Linked DNA regions of Homo sapiens: region 2 is linked to region 1. A link is an interaction called in ENCODE POLR2A ChIA-PET data of the cell type or tissue named here. Cell type or tissue: PC-9. All regions are shown on one strand. Links, peaks and the distances in the headings refer to the core of each region. The heading gives the core; the rest is flanking DNA. Region 1 has its middle 26 kb from the start of JMJD1C. Region 2 overlaps JMJD1C (jumonji domain containing 1C).

The links. ChIA-PET counts read pairs that join two places held together with the same protein. Peaks named below come from ENCODE experiments on the same cell type or tissue, not always from the same donor. Only the 100,000 strongest peaks of a DNase experiment are listed, where the experiment ranks them.
Region 2: POLR2A ChIA-PET joins it to region 1 with 6 read pairs; 2 of 35 experiments call an interaction of 5 or more read pairs at or near these places.

What each region holds. Positions count from the first base shown.
Region 1 is chr10:63,488,920-63,494,302 of GRCh38, reverse strand. It overlaps a transcript of JMJD1C not described here. Among named protein-coding and RNA genes, the nearest start is that of JMJD1C, 26 kb to the right of the region's middle. In PC-9, for the core only: no CTCF peak of the experiment used is centred there; no DNase peak of the experiment used is centred there; H3K27ac peaks cover 1,018 bases.
Region 2 is chr10:63,206,234-63,211,616 of GRCh38, reverse strand. It overlaps JMJD1C (jumonji domain containing 1C), which reads left to right. Exons shown (of 26, transcript NM_032776.3): 9 at 2,382-2,554; 10 at 2,816-5,022. Among named protein-coding and RNA genes, the nearest start is that of NRBF2, 76 kb to the right of the region's middle. RefSeq lists a silencer at 5,042-5,242. In PC-9, for the core only: no CTCF peak of the experiment used is centred there; no DNase peak of the experiment used is centred there.

The DNA.
Region 1 (5,383 bases), core at 289-5,288:
TTTCGTTTATGTTGCCCAGGCTGGAGTGCAGTGGCGCAATCTCAGCTCACCGCAACCTCTGCCTCCCGGGTTCAAGTGATTCTCCTGCCTCAGCTTCCCAAGTAGCTGGGATTACAGGCATGTGCCACCTTGCCCGGCTAACTTTTGTATTTTTAGTAGAGATGGGGTTTCTCCGTGTTGGTCAGGCTGGTCTCGATCTCCTGACCTCAGGTGATCCGCCCGCCTCGGCCTTCCAAAGTGCTGGGATTATAGGCATGAGCCACCAGGCCCAACTTTCCAAACTTTGAAAAGTATTCTGAGTCAGGCTACATAGAAATCATATACCCTACTTCCTGCCAGCTACGGGAAGAAAAGACTCCATGGTTTCTCTCTCTCTTTGTTTTTATTTTTTTCCTTCTTTTTAAAAAATGTGATCAGAGATCTGGATTGGAAAGAAAACATTCTTAGAGTTATTTGAGAGCTTTGTTATTTTCCCAGTTCCTTTCTAACTTTATATGAGTTTATTCCCTCCATTTGTAAAGTGGCTACTCATCTGCTCTGTGAAAATGGCTAATCCCTAAATTAATTTATGTTCAAAAAGAGAACATTTATGCTTCTGTTTTAGGTGCTGTTGAATTTATTATCTAATAATATGTACTTTCAAAAATTAGGAATTAGCCGGGTGTGGTGGCTCACGCCTGTAATTAACAGATTTAAAATTTTATTATAAAAATATGAATTAGGCTGGGGGTGGTGGCTCACGCCTGTAATCCCAGCACTTTGGGAGGCCAAGTCAGGCGGTTCACCTGAGGTCAGGAGTTTGAGACTAGCCTAGACAACATGGTGAAACCCTGTCTCTATTAAAAATACAAAAATTAGCAGGGCGTGGTGGCTGACGCCTATAATCGCAGCTACTCATGAGGCGGAGGCAGGAGTCATGAGGCAGAGGCAGGAGAATCGCTTGAACCAAGGAGGTGGAGGTTTCAGTGAGCCTAGATCATGCCACTGCACTCCAGCCTGGGCAACAAGAGTGAAACTCCATCTCAAAAAAAAAAAAAAAAAAAAAAAAAAAAAGAAATAACAGTTTTGTTCCCATCTACTTAAAAATAGCCTGTGATTCTTACATATATGTTGATTTAGATTGTAGGAATATCTTTTTGCTATGAATACATTATTTTGTTAAGTCTCCATACTCAGTGATTTTGCTTGAATTACGAATGGTGTTGAAAAAAGATAATGGAAAGGTTAACATAGGAGAGAAACGGAAAGAAAGAAAGAAATTCAGGCAATTGAAAATCATCCTTCTATTTCTCCCCCTTAAGCTAACACTTTCACCTGATACTTACCTTGAAGATATATGTGACAGTTATCTAGACTCATATTTCAGTTAGTACCTCACAGCTAAGAGTGTAGACTTTAAGTTCATGTTGGGGTTATTCAGACAAAACTGTAGTGGGTTATTTGTCTGAATTATGTTCAGTTGCTTTGACCTGCATCCACACTTTGAACTTGCCACTTTGAGATTGGCATATTAAAAAGTGTAATTTGTTTTCTTTTCCCTTTTTCTTATATTTTTAGTGATTATTTTTATTAATGTGCTTTTTAAAAATAATCTTTTATTTTTATTTTATTTTATTTTATATTGTTTTGAGACAGAGCCTCACTCTGTCAGCCAGGCTGGAGTGCAGTGTTCGCAATCTTGGCTTACTGCCACCTCTGTCTCCTGGGTTCAGGTGGTTCTCATGCCTCAGAGTCCCGAGTAGCTGTGACTACAGGCCCACGCCACCACGCCACCACGCCCAGCTAATTTTTGTATTTTTATTAGAGACAGGGTTTTGTCATGTTGGCCAGGCTGGTCTTAAACCCCTGACCTCAAGTGATCCACCAACCTTGGCCTCCCAAAGTGCTGGGATTACAGGCGTGAGTCACTGTGCCTGGCCATTTCTTTATAATCTTTTAAATCTTTATTGTAGGCTAAAATTTTTCTTCCCATGATTAATTTCATCAAACTTTGTTCATATCAGAAGGAATCTTTTTATTTGGAGTTTCCGCTTGACTTTGAAAGAAAAAGTGCCAGCCTGGGCAACATGGTGAAACACTGTCTCTACAAAAAATACAAAAAATTATCCAGGCATGGTGGCATGGGCCTGTAGTCCCAGCTGCTTCCGGGGCTGAGGCGGGAGGATCCCTTGAGCCCAGGAGGTCGAGGGTGCAGAGAGCCGAGATCACGCTTTACTCCAGCCTGGGTGACAAAGTCTCGAAAGAGAGAGAGAGAAAGAAGAAAGAAAAAGTTATAATTTACTCTATATGTTGTTTAAAGGAAAAGTTTCTCTGTAAGGAAAAGGAATTTCTGCTAGGTTGCATTCCCCCCGCTCTGCCCCTCTTAGTTTAGAATGAATTCTGTTTTGTGCTGACAAATAGCTGTTTCTGAAGTTGGCAAGAAAATTTCCTCTTGGGACTCCACTAGAAGTGTTGTAGTAGCTATCTGATTCAACTGCTTAGAAAGCTCTCTGAAAGTTGCCTTGTTTGTCTGGAAAGAGTGAGGAGCCCAAACCTGCTTTTTCCCTGGAGGGGGGTTGTAGCTATAAGCTGTTATGGGAAGAACTAGGAGGGATTGTGTCATAACAGTATGAAATTGAGCAATACCAAGGCATAATTAAAATTTCATACTCCAAAGCAAATTTTCAGACACAATAAAGAAGGGCTCTTAAAGATAGGCTTGGGTAGTATTTTATACTCTTATCCACCTTCTTAGGAGATAGAAAGGAAAGAGGAGGAAGATTTTCCTTTTCTTCATTTTCTTTTTATTTAAAACAGTCCACAAGTAAGCTGACTGCCTTATGCGAGTCATTATGCAAGAAAGGAAGGGGGATCAAGAGTTACTGGTGCAGATTCCATCTTACTATAAAATAAAATTGTGGGTCTTTATGTAATATCTTATTGAATACTAATTGTTTTATATTAAAATATTACATGTAAATATTAAGATACCCCATGAAATTATTTTGAATCAGATCAAGTGGCAAGGAGAAAAGAGTCAGTAGTTAAGAATAACTGGGGGAGGGGGTGATGAAAAAGAAAAGTTATAATAGTAAAATGAGATGAGGAAGGTAATAGAAAAGTTGGAAGCAGAGAAGTTAAGTAAAATAACTATTTCTGTTTTCTCCATCTGCCATCTTCATTCTTTGCCAACTTTTAGGCCACCTTGAAGAGATTACCTTGATTATCTTGCCCACACACTAAATTGTGTGACCACAGGGCAAGATACAACAATTCGTCATCTCAGTTTTCTTATTTCTAAGGTTAGTAAACTAGTACTTAGCACATAGAGTTGTTGCATGGATTAAATGAGCTATCTATAGATTGCTCATTAGCGTGCTTCGTGCATGGTAGGTGCTCAGTAAATGTTAACTGTTATTTTTGTCATCACTATTGTTATTAATGCCTCCTTTATTTATTCATGCATTCAACAGATGTTTATTGAATGCTTATATTGGAAGTTGGTGATTAAACAAAACAAAGTTCCTGCCCTTCTTGAGTTCCTGCCCTCAAGAAGCTTTCATTCACTCTTGTGAACAAGACAGTTAATAAGCAAGCAAATAAATAATTAGGCTGGGTGCGGTGGCTCACGCCTGTAATCCCAGCACTTTGGGAAGCCGAGGTGGGTGGATCACGAGGTCAACAGATTGAGACCAGCCTGAACAACATGGTGAAACCCCGTCTCTATTAAAAATACAAAAATAAGCTGGGCATGGTGGCGCGTATCTGTAGTCCCAGCTACTTGTCAGGCTGAGGCAGAAGAATCATTTGAACCTAGGAGGCGGAGGTTGCGGGGAGCCAAGATTGCACCACTGCACTCCAGCCTGGCAATAGAGTGAGACTTTGTCTCAAAAAAAAAAAATAAAATAAATAAATAATTATAGATTGTGCTAAGTGCTGTGAAGGAAATAAATAGAGGGACAAGAAAGAAAGAATAACTGAGGAGTCACTTTCTGTGAGGGTGTCCATGAAGGGCTTCATGAAGAGGTGGCAGTTGAGCTGAGGCCTAAAAATTGAGAATGAGCTCAGTAGGTCAAGAGTCTGGGAAAGTGCATTCCCATAAAGGAAGCAGCATGTGCAAGGCTCAGGTTGGAGACAGCTTGTACATCTGAGGTGTAGAACAGTGGTCCCCAGCCTTTTTGGCACCAGGGGCCAGTTTCATGGAAGACAATGTTTCCAAGGACTGGGGTGGGTGAATAGTTTTGGGATGAAACTCTTCCACCCCAGATCATCAGGCATTAGATTCTCATAAGGAACATGCAACCTAGATCCTTCGTGTGCTCAGTTCACAGTGTCCTCCTGTGAGAATCTAATGCAGCTGCTGATTTGACAGGAGGCAGAGCTCAGGCTAGATAATGCGCCCTCACAGGCAGCTCACCTCCTGCTTTGCAGCCCAGTTCCTAACAAGCCATGGACTGGTACTGGTCCATGGTCCGGGGGATGGGGACCCCTGGTATAGAACCTGGAAAAGTGGGCCAGACCCAGTGGCTCACGCCTGTAATCCCAGCACTTTGGGAGACTGAGGTGGGTGAATCACTTGAGGTTAGAAGTTCAAGACCAGCCTGGCCAATATGGTGAAATATGTCTCTATTAAAAATATAAAAATTAGCCAGGTGTGGTAGTGCATGCCTGTAATCCCAGTGTTGAATCTCTTCACTCATTCCTTTTAGACCCCCATCCAACAGTTACTCCTCTTGCTTGCAGTACTTTTCCTTGAGATTTTTCTGAAAGCATAATGCGTCCTTTAGTTACAGTTTCAGCTCCACTCCTTTCAGCCAGTACTCGGTGAAAGAGTGGAAGAAGCTTTCTAAACACTTGACCTGCCATGACTCCTGCTGCTGTAGCTTATACTCATATTATTTATTTATTTATTTATTTATTTTTGAGACAGAGTTTCACTCATTTTGCCCAGGCTGCAGTGCGGTAGTGCGATCTCGGCTCACTGCAACCTCTGCCTCCTGGGTTCAAGTGATTCTCCTGCCTTAGCCTCCTGAGTAGCTGAGATTACAGGCGCCCGCCACCATGCCCAGCTAATTTTTGTACTTTTAGTAGAGACAGGGTATCGCCATTTTGGCCAGGCAGGTCTCAAACTCCTGACCTCAGGTGATCCGCCTGCCTCAGCCTCCCAAAGTGCTGGGATTACAGGCGTGAGCCACTGCGCCCGGCCTCATTTTTTACTTTTTAAATGACTAGCAACACAGTAGGTTTGTTTACCCCAGCACCACCACAAACATATGAGTAATGTGTTTTGCTAGGATGTAATGCCAGCTATGACATCATGAGGTGATAGGAATTTTTCAGCTCCAGCATAATCTTATGGGACCATCGTCCTATATGCCATCTGTCATTGACCAAAAAATGTCAT
Region 2 (5,383 bases), core at 261-5,260, 280 kb after region 1:
CATATAACATTAGTGATGCCAGTAGATAAAAGCATGCTGTTCATCATGCCAAAAGTTTGTGAGAGGAGTCATTATGTTTTGGGTAGACTGTGGCCATGAGTCTTTTTATCATTCCCAAGTTGTGATAGATAAACTTTTTTTTTTTTTTTTTTGAGATGGAGTCTCCCTCTGTTGCCAGGCTACAGTACAGTGATACAGTCTTGGCTCACTGCAACCTCTGCCTCCCGGGTTCAAGTGATTGTCCTGCCTCAGCCTCCCAAGTAGCTAGGACTACAGGTGTGCAACACCACACCTGGCTAATTTTTTGTATTTTTAGTAGAAACGAGGTTTCACTATGCTGGCCAGGCTGGTCTCGAACTCCTGACCTCAAGTGATCCGCCTGTCTCGGCCTCTCAAAGTGCTGGGATTACAGGCATGAGCCACCATGCCCAACCATGTGATGGGTGAACTTTGATGATAAGAGGCACCAAGTGGTTGATGATGCATCTTGCATAAGGTCTACCAGTTTTGAAAGATGTTTCCTGTGGTTTATTCCTGTTGCAAACATGGACTCCTTTTGGCTCTACTTTCATATGACCTTTGGCCTTTAATGAAGTCTCACCAGTGATGCCCACAGTTGATTCTGCACCAGCATCACCACATTTGAGGTTGACAAGATCTCAGTTCCAGAATTATGCTGCCATTGATCACAAGCTTTCCATTACCATTTTGGAGGGTGCCGTTGCTTTTGTCGTAGATGGGAGTCATACTGGAACCTGTGTGTTACATAGTCAAACTCAGTGAAGAATCACTAATCACTATATTATCCTCTTTACCAGAATAGAAAGCAGGCCTGGTGACCCAAGTGCCCTACTGTACTCAGATTATTAATTCAAGGTTTCTATTTTTATTGTTGCACTCACATGTTTATTCTGACCCTTCACTCTCACGTCATTAATGTAGCTGCAGCTGCACAAAGATAAGCTAGCTAGAGGAACACAGGAGAGCCAAGAGCTGGCTAACAGATTTGTGTCTTTTTCCTTAACATCCAAACTCTTGAAAACAGATTTAAGTAACTTAAAAATGGCTTGGAAGGGAGCAATACTCAGTATGTGTCACATGTATATGGACTTAGACCATGACTGTCTAGCCTCTGTGTTTATAAGTACATAAAATATTTTATTAACTGGTCATAAATGTGTTAAACTAAAAACAAGTGTATCAGATTTTTATTTGTTATATAAAATTACAACATAAAGGAGTAAATTTGAATAACATTTTGAGGAAAAATAAAAATATCTTACCCCCTACTATTGACCAAAAGTGAAGAAACAATACAAGCATAAGACACTATTATTGAGAAATAATTTTGAATGGCATTTTATAGAGCAAAACTTTGTTGTCATTGCCATAATTGATTGCTGTTTAAGATTTCTGGATCTTATAGAACTGAGGCCGTTTGAGACACATATTTGATCCTTATGTGTATATTTATGTATTTTTCTCTTATGTGGGGTTTATGGCTATAGTGTATGTTTTTAATTTCATAGCAGTATATTTTTGGTGTGACATACTGCTTTTGCATTATTTTGAGAAGTAAAACGTATTCCCTTTGTTAGAGAAAATACAAAGGAGGTTGTATTTTCCTGCTATTTGACTATCATCCTATTAACAAATTCATAAAACATGTTCTGGAAGGATGTCAGTGAGTCAGAATATAGAAAAATCCTTAAGCATGTAGTCAGATAGCTGTATGTCTCGATGAAGAGGTTGCTGTCACCTTATATTCAGTCATGAGACAGGCAGCATATTGATGTATAAAATTAACTTTATTAGACTTCTACACCTCCAAGCTTAATGGTGCAACCTTGTTTATAGCTTAGAGTGAAATGGGGAGTGCATTTGGGTTTTGAAATGTAATTATCTGCCAATTGTCAGTAAATTGTTACATTGGAAAAGTTAAATTTTTTGATGACAAAAATTGACAAATGAATTTGGTTATAATTTCTATTTCTGATGAAATGTGTTTTAGGAATAATATTCTGTTTTTACTGTTAGCAATATACTTTTGCTGTTAGAATCAGGAAATCATATAAACTAGGTTCTGTATATGGCATTTATAGTAAATTTAAGGCACTGATTTCAAGATCTGTTTTTAGTAAGATGACAATAAATTATTTAATACTGATTATGATATGGAAAAATCTGTTTAATTATGTTATTATTTGTCTGAATATTTCTCATAAGATGTATTTAGAAAAAGTTACAAGTTTCCCAAAGAAACTGCTATTTGAATGAACTAATAAACCACCAAGATCATACCCAGTTCTACTGTGACACGGTGTTTAGCTTTTTCTAGTAACTGAAATCTAGGTGTTTTTTTTGTTTTGTTTTGTTAATAGAATTCTCCCAGTCCTTGGCTACATCAGCCCACCCCTGTGACCTCAGCAGATGGTATTGGATTACTTAGTCACATTCCTGTCAGACCTTCCAGTGCAGAGCCTCATCGGCCTCTTAAAATTACAGCCCATTCCAGTCCACCATTGACAAAAACTTTAGTAGATCATCATAAGGAGTAAGTTCACCAGTGCTTAAAAATTATAAATACCTTGTTCATAATTTTTCTTAATTTGCCTTTTAAATAGTTAATTTTAAGTTAACACATATCTTAAGATTAGGCTTTGTTCTGTTTTGATATTTCTTCAAATTTATTATAGTATTAGAGTACATGCAAAGATGTCTTTTACTTTCATAATAGAATGATATTGCATAGAAGCTGTCTTTGTATTTTGCAGGAAAAAGTGGTTACAGAAATATTTGTGTATTTTCTTTACAGAGAATTAGAAAGAAAAGCTTTTATGGAACCATTACGGTCTGTTGCATCCACATCAGCCAAAAATGACCTGGATCTAAATAGGTCACAGACTGGAAAAGATTGTCACTTACATAGGCATTTTGTGGATCCAGTATTAAATCAGTTACAGAGGCCACCCCAGGAGACTGGAGAGAGGTTAAACAAATACAAAGAGGAACACCGTCGAATTCTTCAAGAAAGTATTGATGTTGCTCCCTTTACAACTAAAATCAAGGGACTTGAGGGTGAGAGAGAGAATTATTCCAGAGTGGCATCATCATCTTCCAGTCCTAAAAGCCATATCATCAAACAAGATATGGATGTAGAACGCTCAGTATCAGATCTTTATAAAATGAAGCACTCAGTGCCTCAGAGTTTACCCCAAAGTAACTATTTCACTACATTGTCTAATAGTGTGGTCAATGAACCACCAAGATCATACCCATCCAAAGAAGTTTCAAATATTTACGGTGATAAACAGAGTAATGCCCTTGCAGCGGCAGCAGCTAATCCTCAAACTCTGACTTCATTTATAACATCTCTTTCAAAGCCTCCACCTTTGATTAAACACCAACCAGAAAGTGAAGGTTTAGTAGGCAAGATACCAGAACATCTTCCACATCAGATTGCATCTCACTCAGTAACAACCTTCAGAAATGATTGTAGGAGTCCTACCCATTTGACAGTTTCTTCTACAAATACACTCCGCAGTATGCCTGCATTACATAGAGCACCAGTATTTCACCCACCAATCCATCACAGCCTGGAAAGAAAGGAAGGCAGCTATAGTAGTCTTTCCCCTCCAACTTTAACTCCGGTGATGCCAGTAAATGCTGGTGGTAAAGTTCAAGAATCACAGAAGCCTCCAACTCTAATACCCGAACCAAAAGACTCCCAGGCAAATTTTAAGAGTTCTTCAGAACAGAGTTTGACGGAGATGTGGAGACCTAATAATAACCTCAGCAAAGAGAAAACTGAATGGCATGTGGAGAAAAGCAGCGGAAAGTTACAGGCTGCTATGGCATCTGTCATTGTGCGTCCATCTTCTAGTACAAAAACTGATAGTATGCCAGCAATGCAGTTAGCTTCTAAAGATCGTGTTAGTGAAAGATCTTCAGCTGGGGCACATAAAACAGATTGCCTCAAACTAGCAGAAGCCGGAGAAACTGGAAGAATCATTTTGCCAAATGTGAATTCAGACAGTGTTCACACAAAATCTGAAAAAAACTTTCAGGCTGTCTCACAGGGCAGTGTTCCCAGTTCAGTCATGTCTGCTGTAAATACGATGTGTAATACCAAAACGGATGTAATCACATCTGCTGCCGATACTACCAGTGTTTCCAGCTGGGGTGGTTCAGAAGTAATTTCCTCTTTATCAAATACCATTTTGGCCTCTACATCATCAGAATGTGTATCTTCAAAAAGTGTCAGTCAGCCAGTGGCTCAAAAACAAGAATGCAAGGTCAGCACCACAGCACCAGTTACATTAGCCAGTAGTAAGACAGGAAGTGTTGTTCAACCCAGTTCTGGGTTCTCAGGCACAACTGATTTTATCCATTTAAAAAAGCACAAGGCAGCATTGGCTGCAGCTCAGTATAAAAGTAGTAATGCCAGTGAGACTGAACCTAATGCTATAAAAAATCAGACACTTTCAGCCTCCCTTCCTCTGGATAGCACTGTAATCTGTAGTACAATTAACAAAGCAAACTCTGTAGGAAATGGGCAAGCTTCCCAGACAAGTCAACCAAACTACCATACTAAACTGAAAAAGGCCTGGCTCACCAGACACTCAGAAGAAGATAAAAATACTAATAAAATGGAAAATTCAGGGAATTCTGTATCAGAAATTATTAAGCCATGTTCTGTCAACTTAATAGCCTCTACATCTAGTGATATACAAAATAGTGTAGATAGTAAGATCATAGTTGATAAATATGTAAAAGATGATAAAGTCAACAGGAGAAAAGCCAAAAGAACTTATGAATCTGGCTCTGAAAGTGGAGACTCAGATGAAAGTGAAAGCAAGTCAGAGCAAAGGACTAAAAGACAACCTAAGCCAACTTACAAAAAGAAGCAAAATGATTTGCAAAAGAGAAAAGGTGAAATAGAAGAAGATTTGAAACCCAATGGAGTTCTCAGCAGGAGTGCCAAAGAAAGAAGTAAACTGAAGTTGCAAAGCAACAGTAATAGTAAGTCAGTTACTTTGTTTTATCTCAGGTAAAATGGGCTGAATGTTTTAGCTATACTAGTGTGCTGCTTTAAAGATCAGTGAGCTTAAAGGCATCCTTTGTCTTCATTTGCGTGCCTTAGCTTTATGTATATGCTCATTGATCTCATTTCTACATTTCACAAGTAAGTACCCTTTAAGAGGAAATGAGAGAACACTTATTCCTCTATTTTTAAAAGACTTGTAGAAATATATATCTTACCTGACAGTCATTGTAGGTAATTTGCGTAATTTAACGTGGAATTTAGTAGTTACTCGTAATTTTGGCCATTTCTAAGAATTGTCAAAATGCAGTTATGGCTGTCACACCAAAAGTGGATTTG